Linked DNA regions of Homo sapiens: region 2 is linked to region 1. A link is a loop called in an ENCODE intact Hi-C map of the cell type or tissue named here. Cell type or tissue: HepG2. All regions are shown on one strand. Links, peaks and the distances in the headings refer to the core of each region. The heading gives the core; the rest is flanking DNA. Region 1 has its middle 130 kb from the start of LINC01186. Region 2 has its middle 44 kb from the start of LINC01186.

Region 1 (2,930 bases), core at 104-2,603:
TTTTCTAAGCATATTCTTATTTTTTGGTACCACAAAATGTTCCACGCTCACCTGGTAGTTTTCTTGCCCCTGCCCTGGAATCAACTGCTTCTCCAAGGAACTCTGCTCCTTTTACTGAAGAATGATGTTTCAGAAAACAGGACCTGGACAGTAATTGCGGTAAATACTATAAATACAGTATGCGGTGAATGCGGTAAATACTGGGGTATCACTGCTTCTATGATCTCTCGGTAGATAGAGCTAGAAAATATATGTGTGTATACTAACCCATGTGTGTGCACATATATGGATTTATTTATGTATCTAGCTATCTGTATGTGTATGTTAAAAACCATGAGTTCCTTCTGATACCTACCTCCAATTCCAATCCAACACCACAAGGTTCATTCTAACACTTTCCTTATTTGGAACTCTGACATTGAGAAAAGTGACCCCCATTACCTAAAATATACTTACTTTTTTGTTCAACCCTAGACTTTATATAAAATAATTTCAGAATTACCAACCCATATGTCCGTGATAACCAGGTTTACTAACTAGAGTACAATACTTGTATGTAGCTCTTTTTGTCTTTAGCCTTATGGTATCCAGTCAAAATACTAATTCTGAGGATACTTAGATTAGGACTTTTCTTCTCTATCTCCTTCAGTGTGGTTATGTTATTCTTTTGTAACACAGTTTGGTTCATTTATTATCATGTGTATTCCATTTTGGGTTGCCCTCACATCTTGGTTTATTTCAGTTATTTATTGGGGGGAATATATGTAAAACATGTTTCTAAGAGTCAAAGCTATTAAAAAAAAAGAGTAATCAGAGAAGCATAGCTTTCTGTTCATCTCTTCTAAGCCATTCCCACTTGCATTTTCTTTCCCTCCTTTTGCTGACCATCTCTTGCAGAAAACAAAAGTCTTTAGTTTCTGGTTTATCCTTCCTAGATTTCTTTTGGATAAAGGAGCAGATACGTTTATATTTTATTATATCCTCTATTATAAAAGATAGAGCATATTATAGATATTCTTTTGCACTTTGATATTTCCACTGTAAATCAGTTCAGAGATCTTAGTCATTCTTTTCTTGTTTTTTGTTTGTTTTAAACAGCTACATAGCACTCCACTGTGTGGCTACACCATAGTTTATTCAACTGCTCTCCCATGTATGGGCATTTACGATGTTTCCAGTATTTTGCAATTACAAACAATGATACAATGAATAACCTAGTGTGTATATATTTTTGTATTGCTACATTCAGACTTCAGACTAGATTTCTAGTCTTGAAATTGATGGGTCAAATGGTAAGTGCATAAGTACTTTAGTTAGGTATTGCTAAATTTCTCTTTAGAAGGACTATACTAATTTGTATTCCAGCAATCTGAGAGTGCCTGCATTCCCTTAGGAATGAATGTGGTACTATACTTTTAAATTTGCAATGCTCTAATTATGAGTGAATTTGAATATTTTTATGTGTTTGAGAGCCATGTATACATACCCACACACACACACACACACACACACACACATACACACACATATATACACAGTGGTAGTTGCTATTGTTATTAATTGTATACTCTTTTTTTTTTTTACTATTTTTCTATTTTTTTCTCCCATGATTTAAAAAAATATTATTATTATTATTATTATTGAGACAGAGTCTCACTCTGTTGCCCAGGCTGGTGTGCAGTGGTGTGATCTAGGCTCACTGCAACCTTCACTTCCCAGATTCAAGTGATTCTCCTGCCTCAGTCTCTCAAGTAGCTGGGACTATAGGCGTGCACCACCATGCCTGGCTAATTTTTTTTTTTTTTTTTTGAGACGGAGTCTCGCTCTGTCGCCCAGGCTGGAGTGCAGTGGTGTAATATCGGGTCACTACAATCTCCACCTCCTGGGTTCACGCTATTCTTCTGCCTCAGCCTCCCGAGTAGCTGGGACTACAGGCGCCCGCCACCACGCCCGGCTAATATTTTTGTATTTTTAGTACAGACGGGGTTTCACTGTGTTAGCCAGGATGGTCTTCATCTCCTGACCTCGTGATCTGCCCACCTCGGCCTCCTAAAGTGCTGGGATTACAGGTGTGAGCCACTATGCCCGGCCAAAAATTATTTTTATTAGTTTATTTTCAAATTTCATTTTTAATTGACATAATGTAGATATTAATGATGCACTGTATATTTTGAAATTCTCCCTCAATTTTTAGTAATTTTTATATTAAAGATATTAGTCTTTGTGGCATATATTGTGAATGTTTCTCTCAGTTTGTCAGTTGTCTTTCGACTTTGTGAACTTTTTGACATGCAAAAACATTTTAGTATCATGTACTCAGATTTATTGATCTTTTCTTTTACTGACTCTTCATTCTGAGTCATAGTTAGAAAGCTTTTTCCTATACCAAGGATAAACATTTATGTTTCCTTATAGTACTTATATGACGCTGCATTTTTATATGTAGAGTCTCGATCCATTGGAGTTTATTTTTGTGGATGGTATTTATGGTATGATGAATGTTTCTGTTTGTCTTTTTCAAAATGGCTACTCCATTTTCTAAGCACCATTTATTAAAACGTCCATCTTTACCCTAGTGATTTGCAAGGCCAGACCTTTAACATGTACTAAATTTTAACATATAATTGGGTCTATTTATGGACAGAAAGTGTATTTTATTTCACTGATCTATTTGTCTATTCATATGCCAGCACCACATTGTTTTAATTATAGACCCTTAGAGTGTGTTTATCGACTAATAAGTTAGTTTTTTTCCCCCTAGTGTTTATCTGGCCATTCTTGTTTTATTCTCCTAATAAACTTTAGTATCAATTTGTCCAACCCCATAAAGTAACTTATTTATATTGGGATTGCATTGTATTTCTGAATTACCCTAGGAAATAATGTTATATTGTTGAACATATTTAAAAGCAAATGGATGCCATTCCATT
Region 2 (2,930 bases), core at 338-2,837, 84 kb before region 1:
TGAGACTTTAGAACTTACTTTCCAAGATGAATATGTTATACTGCTTCCCTGTATGCTAAAATAGGAGCACAGTCTTGGTCATAAAATGTTGTTTTTGAAGTGCATGGTAGCATAAATTATTTTTGGACCATCTTTTCCTTCTTACACTCATTGCCCTTGTGAATACATTTCTGAAATATTTATTTGATTCATGCCTTCCTACTGCATTTTAAGCTCAGTGACGTTGGACTCTGTCTTTTTGTCCACCTCTGCTTTCCAAATTCCAGCACAGTTAGTTACTGTACAGAGTGAGCATTAAGGAGCTTTTGTTGATTGTATAAATGATCTGTTCCTCTACTTCTCTTTGTTAATGAGGAAAAGACAAGTTGCTGAGGAATCTAAGACAATTTTAATTATCTGGTTTCTATAACTATGGTACCCTGTCCTGACAGCTCTTAGCACTTGTAATATCTAATTATTCAGGAGGCAACATTTGTTAGCTGCCTTATTTTAAGCACAATATCAACTCTTAGATGGGAATTATATTTTCATATTCATAGGGTTCATAAATGTACCTTTTGAAGTTTTCATGGGGGTGGTATTTTAAATGTACTTTTAAAAAGCTGCACTCAGAGGAACTAATTTGATTTTTTTTTTTTTTTTGGCTGACAAGATTTTCCTAGGTATGGCTGAGATGCTAACAAATGTACCTTTCCAGTAGTAATGTATGCATATCATAGAGTGCTCTACTTGAAGATGACTCTGTATCTTCCCTTGGAACCTTAGGAAGGAGCGCTACATTTGATCTTTCTACACTCTGCAGCTGTGGAACCTATAACATGTTTTGCTGCCATTCATTCATAGTATGCAAGATGAGTTTTATATAGTACCTAGGAAAGTGCCTGGTACATAGTAGGCACTCAATAAATGCTGGTTGGCTGACTGATTGAATGAATAAATGCATGAATCTATGGTTTGAGTCAACTTGATATGATTTAAAGAAACAGAAATGCTTCCTCTCTGCCTGCAAATGACAAAACTCCCATATGCATCCATTTTGGGGGGTTAAAGCTTTAGAAGGCAGTTAGAGTGCAACTATACCAAATGAGTTCCTTTTTTTTGAGACAGGAGTCTGGCTCTGTCGCCCAGGCTGGAGTGCAGTGGCGCGATCTCGGCTCACTGCAAGCTCCGCCTCCCGGGTTCACGCCATTCTCCTGCCTCAGCCTCCCGAGTAGCTGGGACTACAGGCGCCCGCCACCACGCCCAGCTAATTTTTTGTATTTTTAGTAGAGACGGGGTTTCACCGTGTTAGCCAGGATGGTCTCGATCTCCTGACCTCGTGATCTGCCCGCCTTGGCCTCCCAAAGTGCTGGGATTACAGGCGTGAGCCACCGCGCCCAGCCACCAAATGAGTTTCTAACCCACTACCTTGAATTAGTATTCCAGACTTAGAGCTTTACAAGCTCTAGATGAAACGAAAGATTTAAGAAGATGAAATATAGGACCAGGCCCATTTCGATAAGAAGTAGGGGATGTGGGATGTGCAAAGAGATATGTCCAGGATAGGAAATCAGATGGACAGGATGAGGGGCCTGTAGAGGCACCAAAAGCCACATTTTTGGCTCCCCATTTACCATCTGAGTCCACTAGGACTGCTATGTGCAGTGAGCAGAGCAGGGCTGCAGCCCAAAGAGACAGGTGGCTGTCCATGACTTTAGAGTATTTTTTATTTGGACTGTCATGTGTATGTCTCTGGTAAATGTGGTATGAAATGCTTGACAGTTCCAGCTCTCCCAGCCCTAGCAGAGTGAGCTAAACATTTGCTGTGTCAGCCAACCTCCAAGGAGGACTGTAATGATCCTTGCCTCTTGACATTCAAGTCCTTGTGTAGATCCTTCCTATACTGAATAAGACGTTGCAGATGTGTGACCTCTGAGGTTAGATCATAAAAGACAGCCTAGCTACCACCTTGGGCTCTTGGACAGTTTGCTCTGGAAGAAGCTAGTAACCTTGTCATGGGGACACATACACAGCCCTGTAGAGAGGACCATATGGAGAGAGGAACTAAGGCCTCCCACCAACAGTCAGCACCAACCTCCTAGGCGTGTGAGTGAGCCACCTTGGAAGCAGATGCTCCAGCCCTAGTTGAGCCTTTATTTGACTGCAGCCCTGGCTGGTATCTTGAGTACAACCTCATGAGAAACCAGAACTGGAACCATTGAGCCAAGCTGTCCCCAGATTCTTGATGCCTGGAAACTGTGGAAGATATTAAATGTTTATTGTTGTTTTAAGCCACTAAGTCTGCAGTGATCCTTTTTTACACAGCATTAGAGACTAATTCATTTTCTTTGTCTTGAAGTCTGTGATCATAATTGCTATTACGCCATTTTGTTAAGCAGGTATCAGGTCTTCTAGACCTCTTTAAAGGTGGTGATTTTTTTCTTCTTTTTTCTGGTTTCACGTAAGAACTCAAGAATGTGAGAATATAGAGCAAAAACTAGAGTCAGGCAGACATACACTTGAATCTTGGTTTGGCCACCTGTGTGACTTTGAACAAGTTACTTAACTCATAAATTTATTATGAGCATTAAAAGAACAAATGCATTTCAAGTGCTTAAGATAGCGTATGACTTATAGTAAGAACTCAAGAAATGCTATTATAGTTATTACCTTTATATAAAAAAGATGCCTCTAAGGGCCTTGCCTTATGGGCAGCAACCACTAGCCAATACTCTAAAGTAACTGAAGTGTGTTCTGTGCCTAAATGGAGAATTTGATTTCTATTAGAATTATTAACTAAACTTATTAAGATATAATTTATATGCCATACAATTAATCCACTTTAAGTACACAATTCAATGATTTTTAGTAAATGTACTGAGTTGTGCAATTACTCCCACCACCCACTTTTAGAATATTTTCATTGCCCTGAAAGGAAATCTTGTGCCCAT

Evidence for each region. Hi-C counts contacts between places; a loop is a spot of excess contacts. Peaks named below come from ENCODE experiments on the same cell type or tissue, not always from the same donor. Only the 100,000 strongest peaks of a DNase experiment are listed, where the experiment ranks them.
Region 2: it touches region 1 in a loop (34-fold over the local background); 1 of 110 quality-filtered maps calls a loop at or near these places.

The regions. Positions count from the first base shown.
Region 1 is chrX:46,197,319-46,200,248 of GRCh38, reverse strand. No RefSeq gene overlaps it. Among named protein-coding and RNA genes, the nearest start is that of LINC01186, 130 kb to the left of the region's middle. In HepG2, for the core only: no CTCF peak of the experiment used is centred there; a DNase peak (open chromatin) is centred at 1,228.
Region 2 is chrX:46,281,945-46,284,874 of GRCh38, reverse strand. No RefSeq gene overlaps it. Among named protein-coding and RNA genes, the nearest start is that of LINC01186, 44 kb to the left of the region's middle. In HepG2, for the core only: no CTCF peak of the experiment used is centred there; no DNase peak of the experiment used is centred there.